Regions from separate parts of the Homo sapiens genome. Here region 2 is linked to region 1. Evidence: chromatin contacts called from ENCODE Hi-C or POLR2A ChIA-PET data. All regions are on one chromosome and are shown on one strand. The core of a region is the stretch at or near the end of the contact, and the rest is flanking DNA. Distances in the headings are between cores, read along the strand shown.

Region 1 (6,563 bases), core at 1,363-3,862:
ATTTTATCGTTGTACAATTTAGGTAACTTTTAATAGATGTAATATCAGATTTTCTGAATCCACGTTTTAGACTTGTGGTAGTTTTGAAGAAGAATTTAAATAAGGACACTTTCTTATCCATTGAGTCTGACTTGATGTTAAACTATAGGAAGAGAAAGTTTAGTACGTCATGCAAAATTACAGAATAATATTGTAATAACAGTGGATTTTTATATACACCAATACAAATAAATATCTTAGGAGCTTTAACTCAAAATTGACCTTAGTACCTTCTAGAACAATGCATCTCAAAGAGTCAAAAGAGCAGTGTTTTGTTTTTCATTGCCAATTCATTGAGGACTGGTGCATTTGAAAAATACAGTAAAAATCGGCAACCCACTCGGGTCCCCTTCCACGCTGTGCTTAAAAGAAAAGAAAAGGGTCCCCTTCTTGCTGCTGCTTAAAAGAAAAGAAAAGAAAAATACAGTAAAAAAATACAGTAAAAACGATGCAGCCACATCAGATCGCTGTAAGAGTTCCTAAATGCTTATTCTCACCTTTGGTGGCCATCTTGCCATGGACAGGCAGCCGTCCCAGGCCACACTTGGAGTCACGCTCTTCTGGTTTTCCCACGAGGACGAAGGGCACAGAACTAGACACAGGTCCTAGTGCACAGTAGTCGTGTGACCTTGAGCAAGCCACTCCACTTGGATCAGGGTCTCCAGGTATATAATGGAATAATAGTCTTGTCTTGCCCACTGGCTCTTGGATATTCAATTAGACTCATGGAAAGCCTTGGTACATGGTAATTCATATTTAAATATTAGGTGTCATTATATGCCGTTTAACTTTTAATTCAGGAAGGAGACTATATGTAGCTTTTTTTTTTTTCAGTGTTGAAAATTAAAAAGCTCTAGTTTTGGCGATCCAGGGGTTCCCTTTTTGCAGCAAAAGGCAGTTCTGCTTTCTATCTTCCCAAAGAGCTGGAGGGGTGGGAGCCAAAAGAAAGTCCCCAGGTACCTCATCCCCAAGGAGTTGGTGTGCAAGCTGGTGTGTGGCCTGAAGTTTGGGATCTGCCTACAGGGTTTCCCCAGAGGGCAGCCCGCAGAAGGAGGCAGAGTTGAGAAATCTGTCCAGTGTGCAGGAGAGGAGACAAGCGACCCTGGCCGTGTGCAGTAGTCCATGCACACGCAGGGCCATTGAGAGAGAGGAAGTTGGAGCGGCAGGTGCAGGGCTGTGAAAGGCAGGAAGCCAGGAGGCAGAAACCAGAATGGAAGGAAGAAGCCATGGCGGAGGGCGGCCTATGTTCCTAGAGCTCAAGGAAGCATTCAATCACACGCTCAACACGTGATTTTCAGGCCACTTGTGTGTTTTGGAAACAAGTATGTGACCAGGCACAGAGGCAGCCAAGATTCAAATGAGTGAATGTCCCATGGACATAATTAAAGAGAAAGGGCTTGTACTAAACACTGGAGAGCTGTTAGGCATAGCTTTTCCAGGCATTTCTTTGCTAGTTTTTTTTTTTTTTTTTTTGGGCTGGGGGGAAGGATCGGAGTGTATGTGCCCCAGTTTTATCTTGTTTAATCCAGCTTTATTACAGCTCTGTCCTCAGCGCTGGCTCTGTTTCAGCATCCCCATAGGCAAGGAAGATGCTGGCTTCAACAGTTTGTTTTAAAAAACAAAAATCAAAGTTAATGTCCTAGGAATCTTTTGGGGGATCCCTGAAAACTAAATATAAATTTGTTAGGGAAAGTAGTTAGTTATATGTTGTTTGAGAATCATTGTCTTGATCTTGAAAGATTATTTGACACTTTATTTGATGTTAATGGAAATTCTTCGTGTTTGATTTATTTGTTCAGAGTCATTAGCCTCGTGAGAACCCTTCATGGGGCCTTTATTTCACAGTATTTGCATGAGCATTGTTTTTTATCTTTGAAAAATGGGTAATGTTATGAAAAGGAATATGTGTTAGTCTCTAAACATGCAAGCCTTATATCAAAATAGTCTGACAGTGTATTTATACAAAACATGCTGCAGGTATCAAACAAAATTGTAATCAAATTAGAATTTTAAGCCTTGTTGTTTTACTCTCCAAGTCCTTATAAACCAGAAGCCCTAACTTTTTAGAATAACACTGTTCAATAGGAATAGAATGTGAGCACCATGTCTAATTTAGGTTTTCTAGTAGCCACATTTAGAAGTGTAAAAAAAAATTGTTTTTTTTGTGAAAGCAGTTTTAACAACATATTTTTTTTACTATATCCAAAATGTTATCCTTTCAACATGTAATAAATTTCAAAATGATTAATGAGATACTTTATTTTTTCATACTAAGTTTTTGAAATCTGGTGTGTAATTATCTCTAGAGCACAACTCAATTTGCACCAGTTGAGCACCCTGTTTGTCTAGCTTTTATTCTCTAACTCAAGAGATTAGTAAACTTCTGTAACTGGCAAGATAGTAAGTATTTTAGGCTTTGCTATTGTATTGTGGAAGTGGTCACAGACAATGTGTGGCTGTGTTCCAATAAAACTTTATTTACAAGAACAGGTGGCAGGCCGGATATGGCTGGCAGGCTGTGGTTTACAAGCCCTCACTCTAACTAAATGTATCATCTCGTGGGTTTTAATGCTCAGAAGTTGATTTCTATTTTGGGCTGCTACCAAGATAGCTATTGTGATAAATTTCATTCAGAAATATTCAGGAAATATGTACCAGGAAGTATACTCCATTGTTAAATAATGAATACGTTGGAACTACAGGAACTCCCCCTTTCCTGAATTTGCACCTTTCAGGAAGAGCCGCATAGCTAGTGGTGCTTAGTGCTGGCTTGGCTGTCACGATGCCTGGATTTGAAGCTCAGCTGTGTTAATTAAGCATGAGCCTTGTGACCCTAGACAGTTAATTAACCACCCTGCACTTCAGGTTATGCATCTGTAGAATGGGGATGACAATAATATCTACCTCATAGAGTTGCTAAAATTAAATGAAAGCTGACACAGTAAGCCCTTGGTACATGATAGCTTTTGTTATTCCTCTGCCACTAATGTTGCTGCTGGAAGTACTACTTGTACTGTTACTACTAGTGGTGTTAGTACTGCTGTTACCACCATCACCACCACCACCATAGAGATCCATACATACAAACCAACCTATGTGCCAGAATGGAACCATGCTGACTTGATGATCGTCCACAGATGACCATAGTGGCCACTAATATGGTATCACTTTGGACGTAAACTTGTCAGTCAGCAGATGTGCTACTGCACTCTAGGGGAGATCTGGCATGATCTGCAAGGATTTAATGTTAAAAGACTTGAGTGGGCTGGGCACGGTGGCTTACACCTGTAATCCCAGCACTTTGGGAGGCTGAGGCGGGTGGATCACCTTGAGGTCAGAAGTTTGAGACCAGCCTGGCCAACATGGTCATCTGTCTCTACTGAAAATACAAAAATTAGCCTGGCGTGGCAGCGTGCGCCTATAATCCTAGCTACTTGGGAGGCTGAGGCAGGAGATTCGCTTGAACCCAGGAAGTGGAGGCTGCAGTGAGCCAAGATCACGCCACTGCACTCCAGCATGGGTGACAGAGCTAGACTCCGCCTCACAAAAAAAAAAAAAAAAGGGGGTACCTGTTGCTTCTCTGGCCTGGTAATTGCTGTATGATATGACTCAGGTCACACAACATTCTTTGACCCTATTTAATGAAAATGCTAATTAATGGCTGCCCTACCCACCTCACAGGGTGATAGAGCAAATTGTAGGTAAAGTACTTTGGAAATTGTAGAGTGTTGTGGAAATATTAGCTGAGAGCATTTCCCACACGATTGCTTTTTTAAAAATGTATATCACACACTTAATTTTATCATCATGGACTGATTTAATTCATAGAGTAGTTGTAAAGATTAAGTGGGCACATGTAAAGTGCTCAGTTCAATGGTAGAAACATAGCTCCTGTTCAAGGGCTGGGTAGTTGCTATTTTTATTACTCGATTTTCAATTTAAGATGTAGTATTTTGGCTGGGCACAGTGGCTCGCCCCTATAATCCCAGCATTTTGGGAGGGCGAGGCAGGCAGATCACAAGGTCAGGAGTTCGAAACCAGCCTGGCCAACATGGTGAAACCCCGTCTCTACTAGAAATACAAAAATTAGCAAAATTAGCTAGGCATGGTGATGCATGTCTGTAATCCTAGCTACTCAGGAGACTAAGGCAGGAGAATCGCTTGAACCCGGGAGGCTGAGGTTGCAGTGAGCTGAGATCATGCCGCTGCACTCCAGCCTGGATGACAGAGGAAGACTCTGTCTCAAAAAAAAAAAAAAAAAAAAAAAAAAGAAGAAGAAGGTGAGAGAACTGTATATCCTGACAGGTTAACTGTCTCTAAGATTCTGTTAGGTAAGAGAAGCAAAATGTGGAACACTTTTATTTGCATTTTTAAAAAAGCAGTGCGTGTATTTATCTGCACACACGTGAGCGTGCATATACACACACATGCATACTGTGTTTATACATGCATTGACTGTGCCTGAAGGAGACACAGGAAACTAGTACGAATGGTCTTCCTCAGGAGAGCTGTGGGGTTTTTATGGCAGATGCTTTTTTGTATATGTATGTATGTGTATGTATTATATATGCATATATACACCCAGATCCTTTGCGTGTATTATTTTTTCATTTAACAACAACAAATTAGTTAGTGGGGAAAAAGAGATGGCTGTAATCTCCCAATTTCTTTTGCATCCCTCCTCATTAAACACTATACTGAAGAGTTACTTCATGACGTCTTGCAGTGGAACCCCCATAGAAACACATTCCAGTCGTGTCATGTGAGTCATTAAAAAAAAATAACTGGGTATCGAGCTGCGTTTTGGGCATGTTCTCTAGAAACACATTGTGAGGGCTACTTGGACCTTATGCTGGCTTCCTTTAGAGTCATATTTGAACTAGTGTCAGGACCCTGAGATTTTCTGTGCTGTTTTCATGACAGTAAATCAAATCCAGTTGGACAGAATGGGTTTTGTTTAGGTTTTCTTGCAAAATTCTCGCTCCAACAGTAAGAAACCTGGCTCCCATCATCTGCCATTCATTTTTTTGTTTAATTCCAGTGTACATGTACAGTAGTATCCAGAGTTGTGACTCCATACCCCTGGGGAAAACAACTTTATCAACTATAGTACAGAGCTGAAATGCAGTTCTTTATGCTTTTAGTCTTATAGACTCTATATGTTTCCAGCGTTATTTAAGTCAGCGTCTTTTCCCTCACCCTGTTTAGTGAGGTCGATTCATTTAGATTCTCTTGTGACAATCTACATTATTTCTTGGTTTCCCCAAAGGTTTATTCTAGTGCTCTAAAGTTCCGCGAGTTTTGACAAATGCATGATGTCATGTATCCACCATTACAGTATCACACAGAATAGTGTCACTTCCCTAAAATTCCTCTGTGCTTTAGTTCTTCATCCTTCCCCCGACCCCTGGCAACCACTGATTGTTCTACTGTCTCTGAAGTTTTGTCTCTTTCTGGATGTCATATAATTGGAGTCAAATAGTATATAGCCATTTCAGACTGACATCTTTCACCTAGCACTATGTATGCACTTGAGGTTCCTCCGCATCTTTTTGTGGCTTGATAGCTTTTGAATAATATTTCATTGTATGGATATACCGTAGTTTCTTTGTCCATTCACCTGTTGAAGGATGTCTTGATTGCTTCCAGTTTTTGGCAGTTACGAACAAAGATCCTATAAACATTGATGTGCAGATTTTTGTGTGGACGTAAGTTTTTGCCTAAATGGGAAAATACCTCAGCGGGCAGTCGCTGGATCATGTGTTAAGACTGTGTTCAGCTTTTAAGAAACTGTCTTCCAAATTGACTGCACCATTTTGCATTCCTGCCAATTCTGGGTGAGAGTTCTTGTTGCTCCACATTTTTGCTAGCATTTGATATTGTCAATTTTCTGGATTTTAAGCATTCTAATAAGTATGTAGTGGTACTTCATTATCGTTTTAATTTTTTTTCTTTTTTTTTGAGACAGAGTCTCGCTCTGTCACCCAGGCCGGAGTGCAGTGGCGCAACCTTGGCTCACTGCAAGCTCCGCCTCCCAGGTTCACGCCATTCTCCTGCCTCAGCCTCCCCAGTAGCTGGAACTACAGGTGCCCACCACCACGCCCAGCTAATTTTTTTTTTGTATTTTTAGTAGAGACGGGGTTTCACTGTGTTAGCCAGGATGGTCTCGATCTCCTGACCTCATGACCTCGTGATCCGCCTGCCTCGGCCTCCCAAAGTGCTGGGATTACAGGCGTGAGCCACCACGCCTGGCCTGTTTTAATTTGTAATTCCCCAATGACAGGTGATATCTTTTCATATGCTTATTAGCCTATCTTCTTTGGTGAAGTGTCTCTTCAGATCTTTTGCTTATTTTAAAAATTGGATTTTCATATTGTTTAGTTTTAAGTGTTCTTTGTAAATTTTTGATACAGTCTTTCTTAGTGTGTATTTTCCAAATATTTTTCAGTCTGTTACTTGTCTTTCATTGCCTTAACAGCATCTTTCTCGGAAGAAGGTTTTTAATTTTAATGAAATCCTACACA
Region 2 (6,563 bases), core at 1,519-4,018, 58 kb before region 1:
GGCGGGTAGATCACCTGAGGTCAGAAGTTCGAGACCAGCCTGGCCAACATGGTGAAACTCCGTCTCTACTAAAAATTACAAAAATTAGCTGGGCGTGGTGGCAGGCGCCTGTAATCCCAGCTACTCGGGAGGCAGGAGAATCGCTTGAACCTGGGGAGGTGGTGGTTGCAGTGAGCCAAGATTGCGCCACTGCACTCCAGCCTGGGAGACAGAGCGAAACTCACACACACACACACAAAAGAACGATCCTTTAGAAGCTTAAATCTGATCATGACACTCTCCTGCTTAGGAACTGTCTTGTGACTTTCCATTGTGCTTACAAAAAATTCTCACAATTTTTAATACAGCCTGTGGCCCCCCATCAGTGCTTTGGGTTTGTTTTCACATTTTCATTATTATAGTTAGAAAGTTTTTTTTTTTTTTTTTTTTTTTTTAAAGCAAAACAAAACAATATAAGCTCCTTTTGGTTAATCTGAATGCACACATTTTTGCCAAAGCCTGTGTTTGTGTTGGCTGGCCTGCTGGCACAAGGCATAGAACTGTAATTGCCTTGGGCTAATGAGGACCAAGTGGAACTGCAGGCTGGAGGAGGAGGAGACGGGTTAGACAGAAATGTACTACCTGCAGAGTCTGTGACCTTGACATTAGTATCTCGGGACATCTGGCATATTTCTGGGTTTTAGCAGTTTGTGAGTTATTTAATTATATTTCTTCTTTGCCCTGTTGTTTGTAAAACACTTCCACAGCCCAATATATGAGTAGACACCACTTACCTCCTGGTAGAGTCCTATCTGAATTATGTGAGGCTGCTTTCCAGAGTAGCAGTTCTTCAACCTGGCTTCATAGTAGAATCATTCAAAAAAAAAGAGAGACAGGGTCTTGGGTCTCGCTCTGTCACCCAGGCTAGAGTGCAGTGATGCAATCTCTGCTCACTGCAACCTCCGCCTCCCGGATTCAAGTGATTCTCCTGCCTCAGCCTCCTGAGTAGCTGGAACTACAGGCACCCGCTACCATGCCTGGCTAATTTTTGTATTTTTAGTAGAGACGGGGTTTCACCATGTTCGCCAGGCTGGCCTCGAACTCCTGACCTTAAGTGATCTCCCTGTCTTGGCCTCCCAAAGTGGTAGGATTACAGATGTGAGCTACTGCCCCCGGCCAAAAATTTTTTTTTTTAAATAAAAATGACAGAGTTCTACACCCACAGGTTTGGACGAGGGACCTATTAGGTGATTCTAATATGCAGCCAGGGTTGAGAGCCACCACCGTAGAGCTCTGTGCAAATCTGAGGGTTTTTCCAAGTTTTACTTGCACAGCTTGAGTATCCCTTATCCAAAATGCTTTGGGCTAGGCATATTTCAGCTTTCAGGTTTTTTCCAATGTTTTTGGATTTTGGAATCTTTGCATTATACTGGTCGAGCATCCCTCATGTGAAAATTTGCCCCAAAGAACCCCAAAGAACATTTCTATTGAATGTCATGTTGGCACTAAAAAAAAGTTTCAGATTCTTGACCATTTCAGATTTCATATTTTCAGATTTAGGGTTACTCAGTTGGTGTAATGCAGATATTCTCAAAATCCAGAATCTGAAATCAGAAACACTTCTCGTCCCCAGCATTTCAGATAGGAGATCTTCCACCTGTATAAGAGATTGACAGAGATTGATATCCATGACTTGGTCCATTTCCAGCCGTATTTTTTCTCAATGTGTCATACACTCTTGAAGCATCTTTATGACGACGAGAATCCTGGGTTTTCTTTCTTTGACCAAGCCTCTGCTGTAGAGTTTGAAGAGTATCGTATCTTCTCCATAATTGTATTTTTGCCATATTCGGTGAGCCAAGGTAGGCTGGCTGCTATGACAGACAGCCATCAAATCTTAGGGGTGTAACACAGGGATGGTCTATTTCTTGCTCCTCTCCGGCCCCTGGTGGGTAGGGGAGGGACTCGAGTCTACTCTGTAGGCTTCTTTGCTTGGGAGATGTACCATCTCTGAGGACACTTAGGTGGCAAGCGGAAGGTGGAGCCCAGAGGACTGTGAAGGGGGTTTTTAGCTACCAGGCATAGAAGTGGCTGATAGCCCCATGGCTCAGTTGTTCAACTGGCTACACTTGGTCCCCTTGTTACTGCCTGCCTGCCGGGTTTTTTGTTTTTTTGTTTTTTTTAATTATTTTTTTGAGATGGAGTCTGGCTCTGTTGCCCAGGCTGGAATGCAGTGGTGTGATCTCCATTCACTGCAACCTCCACCTCCCAGGTTCAAGTGATTCTTCTGCCTCAGCCTCCCATGTAGCTGGGATTACAGACGTGCGCCACCACGCCCGGCTAATTTTTGTATTTTGAGTAGAGACAGGGTTTCACCATGTTAGCCAGGCTGGTCTCAAACTTCTGACCTCAAGTAATCCACCCGCCTCAGCCTCCCATGGTGCTGGGATTACAGGCGCAAGCCACAGTGCCCGGCCTCTGCCTGCTGTTTTTACTGCAAGGGAGTCTAAATGTTTTCGGCTTCTGTGTGCCCGAGGATAAAGAGGTAGGTTGAGGAACACATAACATTGTTTCGGCCTCACCATTTTCACTAGACAACTTAACCTTCTAGTTTTTGTTTTAATAACTCAGCCACCAACAGCTGTCGCGTCAATATAGATATGTTTTAAATATGGAAGATGATTTAAATCGTTCCTTGAAACTGTCTCTCTTGGTTTCTGTGAGTCATTCTGTGCACTGTTGTTGAATGCCTCCCCCGTGCCAGGCACTGGGCCGAGCAGATGCCAGTTATTCAATGTATGCTAAGCTCTGTACTGGGAAGATTCTGGTGGCTGGTAAGGGAAACCCCAACTAAAGGTGGCCTAATTTATGCTGCCTTTTACTATTTCAGACTACATGAGGCAGGGCAGTTTCAGGGATGTGGATTCAGCCCCCGCCCCGGCTGGGCTTGCCTCTGATTTTCTTGGCTTTTGCTTTATGATTTCAAGACAGGTTTAGATCGTCAGATCTTTGTTGTCTGCCGCAAAAGGGACATTTCCGCCCAGTGTCGTGTGTGTGCGCGCAAACCTCCCCTAGGAGCCCACAGTACCCTTGACATTACGACATTATGTCTTTGTGGAATCGTGACACTGGCCCCTGCCCAGGCCTGTCGCTAGCAGAGCAGGTGAAAGGACTGTGGTTGTCTAGACCAGTGGAGATCCCTGGGACCCCTGCACCCAGCCCGGCATGTTGGCGTCATCTCTGAGTCATTTCTTCTCTTTTATTACATGCAATTGATTCACATTTTTAGCAAAATTCCTCTTTCTTGATAACGTCCCAGCTCTTGGTACTCCACAGGACTTCTCTTTAGAACGCAAAAGGGGCTCATCTGCCCATCCCACCATTCAGCGGTTGTCAGCGTGCTGCCTCGTGATGGCGTTTGTATGGCTGTGCTCTTGCTTATCCCTTCAGTTTACCTTTCTTGTAAGTTTCCAGCCTCTTTGCTACTTCTGTTCTCTGCACAACACCAAGCATGGTGCCATATGCCAGATGGATGGGGTTTCTCCGTTCAAGTCTCTCTCATGTCCGTATCTTCCTCTCCGTCTCCAGCCTTGTTAACTGTGTTTGGGACCTGGCCACCGCGGGCCTAAACAACGGCAGCAGCTGGTCTCCCGAGGGACCCTTCGGTCCTTCTAGAGCTTTTCCTCCAGAGCTGCGTTTCCTACAGGTGGCCTTGATGAGGTCATCACCACCCTCCAGCTCCTGCACTTGCCTCTGAAGCATCCAGCTGAACCTCAGCTCATCTTCTCTGCCGCCTTTCGTCTCAGCCCAGCTGACCTAACCAGACCTGGATCTCATTCTCCCATAAGAATCTTTCCCAGCTTCTGTGGTTTCTGTGCTTTCTTGGCCTGACTCATGTTTGCTGGTCTTTTAAGGCATAACTCATCCCTTATTTACTTCTGTCCTTTGCCTCCCTTCCCTCTGGATTTTTTGTTCACTTGTCCTTAACTATCACTAACACGTGACCTTGGCAGGACTTTGGATCAGGCCGAGCTGGCATTAAGAGTCCAACTCGGACACTCAGCCATGCTTCCCTCATGGGATTATTGTGGGAATAACATGAGTTAGTGTGGGTTGTGTACCCGCAGGTTCATTGCCTTGTCCCCTCAGTATTACTCATGAATGATTGCATTTTTATTCATGTGTACCTGCTTTAAGTTTCTCAGAAAGATCATGTTAGTGAGCTCATGCATTTAACCAAACGTTTACACAGTGGAGGTGTTTGGGATGAACTAGTGAACAAAATGAAGATCCCTCTTTCCCAGAGCTTACCTTCCCTGTGAGGCACCATACATCTTATGACCTTTCCTTAGGAAAAGGTAGTTCTATTTGCCTCATTTGCCAAAAGAGGCGAGTAAGGCCAGACACAATGTGGCCAGCAGGAGAAAGGACTTTTGCTTTCTTTTAACTCAGCTCTTTGGAAACAGGCATTTTGATCTCCCTCTTCCCACCTTTCTACCATTGTTCTGTTGAGTAATTATAGTGCCATTGACCAAAGCTGATTTTTTTTTAAAAATTATAGTTAGAAGCACAAACTTTTCCGTTTTGTCTTTCAGTGGTGAAAGTGGGGCAGGTAAAACCGAAAGCACTAAATTGATCCTCAAGTTTCTGTCAGTCATCAGTCAACAGTCTTTGGAATTGTCCTTAAAGGAGAAGACATCCTGTGTTGAACGAGCTATTCTTGAAAGCAGGTATTTATTGATTTTCTTGTTTCCAACTAATAGGATTCACTTTCCTTATGGTATGGCTTATTTAAAGAAGAGTTAAAATTAGTTGGTCGCGTTTCTCTTTTTCTTGACTTCTCTTTTACAATTCCTTAAGAAAAGGTCTTGCCATGCACATAGTAATATCTCATGAACCCAGCAACAACTCCTTCTGCCTCCTGCCCCTTCATCGTCAGGCCAGGTCTGAGATGGGGACTGAGTGGCGCGCAATGGCTGTCTGCAGAGCCTTTGACTCCAGCTTCATGTGTTTTTGAAGCACCTGCATCAGATAAGGCACTTGTATTGGAGTTTATGGAGAAGAATAAACTTGACTAGTTTTCTGGAGGCCTTGTTAGCAGCAGAAATGTCAGCCCCCAGCCACTGTGTAAAAGGGGGCTTAGCGTGGAGACGAGCAGGGTTCAGGTCAGCATCCACCGCTTGGAGGCTTAACATGAGCAGAACGGGCCTCTCGTGTGTGGAAGATGAGTGATGCATTCTATATAACAGGGAGCCTCAAAACTTAGAAAGAGGGCTAGGTGTCACCCGAGTTGTTGTATAAACTATGTCATTGCCTGATAGATGGTTTGTGCCTTATAAGACTTTAGAACCGGTAGGGACTTTATACACCCTATTATTTAGAGATTTGTCCAGGGGTCGGCAAACCACAGCCTCGTGCCCATATCTTGCAGCCTGTTTTTGTTTTTTGTTTTTTAGCATGTAAACACACCATTTAAAATCGTGGTAAAATATACCTAGCACTAAATGTGTGTTAACTGTTTTTCAGTGTACGGCGCAGTGGCGTTGGCATTAAGTACATTCATGTTTGTTATGCAACCATTGCTGCCATCTGTCTCCAAAACTTCATCTTCCTCCTGTAATCTGTTTTTATAAATAAAGTTTTATTGGAACCCAGCCACACTCATGAGTAGTGTTTACAGCTGCTTTTAGGCTATAGTGGCAGAGCTGAGTAGTTGCAACCGAGATCCCGTGGTCTGCAAAGCCTAAAATACTTACTGTCTGGTCCTTTCCAGAAAAAGTTTGCCGGCCCCTGATCTAGTCAGACTCCATCTTACACTTGGAAAAGACCCAAAGAAATTAAATGAGTTGCCCCCGGGACATACAACAAATAGGTGAAATTTCCAGGACTGGAACTTCTTCAGTTTCTAGAATTGGGGTGGGCTTTTTCTGTGCAGTCCCTGGATTGTGCATGTAAGGCCACACTCACTGGTGCAGGAACGAGCCATTGCGGTCCCCTTAACTGTGTGGCATCCCTTGGCAGCACAGCTACGCTCACTAAGATGGATATGCAGATAAGCCCATTTCAACAAGCATTTTGAAAATCTGGCTCTTCCGGAAATAAACATTGCCACCCTCAGTCCTTTTGGTTTCAGATTTTTCTTGCAGTTGTATATTTTGACATTTGTGAGAAGTGCTATTGCTGTCTTCAGACCCACCCTTATTAATGCTGTCTGCTGCCCTCACTGTCTTCACAGCCCCATCATGGAAGCTTTCGGCAATGCGAAGACCGTGTACAACAACAACTCTAGTCGCTTTGGGAAGTTTGTTCAGCTGAACATCTGTCAGAAAGGAAATATTCAGGGCGGGAGAATTGTAGATTGTATCCTCTTTCATTTATTTTTATCTATAGTAATTGATTCTCTAAGTGGAAACTGTTCTCACTAATTATAAGGATTGAAAAAGAATGTGAAACATTTCTTTCTCTGGTTCTTTAACGAATTAGACAGTTAGTTATTGCTCTAATGTTAGTATACCTGTTAATTTTTTCTATGAGATGGACATGGTACATGTGCCTATAGTTACAGCTACTTGGGAGGCTGAGGC

Evidence for each region. A loop is a pair of places that touch in the nucleus more often than their neighbours do. ChIA-PET counts read pairs that join two places held with the same protein, here RNA polymerase II (POLR2A). Pooled maps may share reads with other maps.
Region 2: a loop to region 1 is called in a map with no recorded cell type, with 8 times the contacts of the local background. The contact joins two enhancer-like sites. A Hi-C loop is called at or near these places in 1 of 168 maps with a recorded cell type or tissue (HepG2), 1 of 37 single-sample maps with no recorded cell type and 5 of 50 pooled maps. POLR2A ChIA-PET finds 5 or more read pairs at or near these places in 6 of 52 experiments (Caco-2, H1, HepG2 and 2 more).

What each region holds. Positions count from the first base shown.
Region 1 is chr5:16,722,825-16,729,387 of GRCh38, reverse strand. All of the region lies in intron 19 of MYO10 (myosin X), which reads left to right. Among named protein-coding and RNA genes, the nearest start is that of RETREG1, 110 kb to the right of the region's middle. Within about 2 kb of position 2,612, at least 3 of the 41 ENCODE cell types and tissues checked have a DNase peak (open chromatin) inside an H3K27ac peak, as active enhancers do.
Region 2 is chr5:16,781,481-16,788,043 of GRCh38, reverse strand. MYO10 (myosin X) reads left to right here. Exons shown (of 41, transcript NM_012334.3): 5 at 4,575-4,709; 6 at 6,215-6,339. Among named protein-coding and RNA genes, the nearest start is that of MYO10, 150 kb to the left of the region's middle. Within about 2 kb of position 2,768, at least 2 of the 41 ENCODE cell types and tissues checked have a DNase peak (open chromatin) inside an H3K27ac peak, as active enhancers do.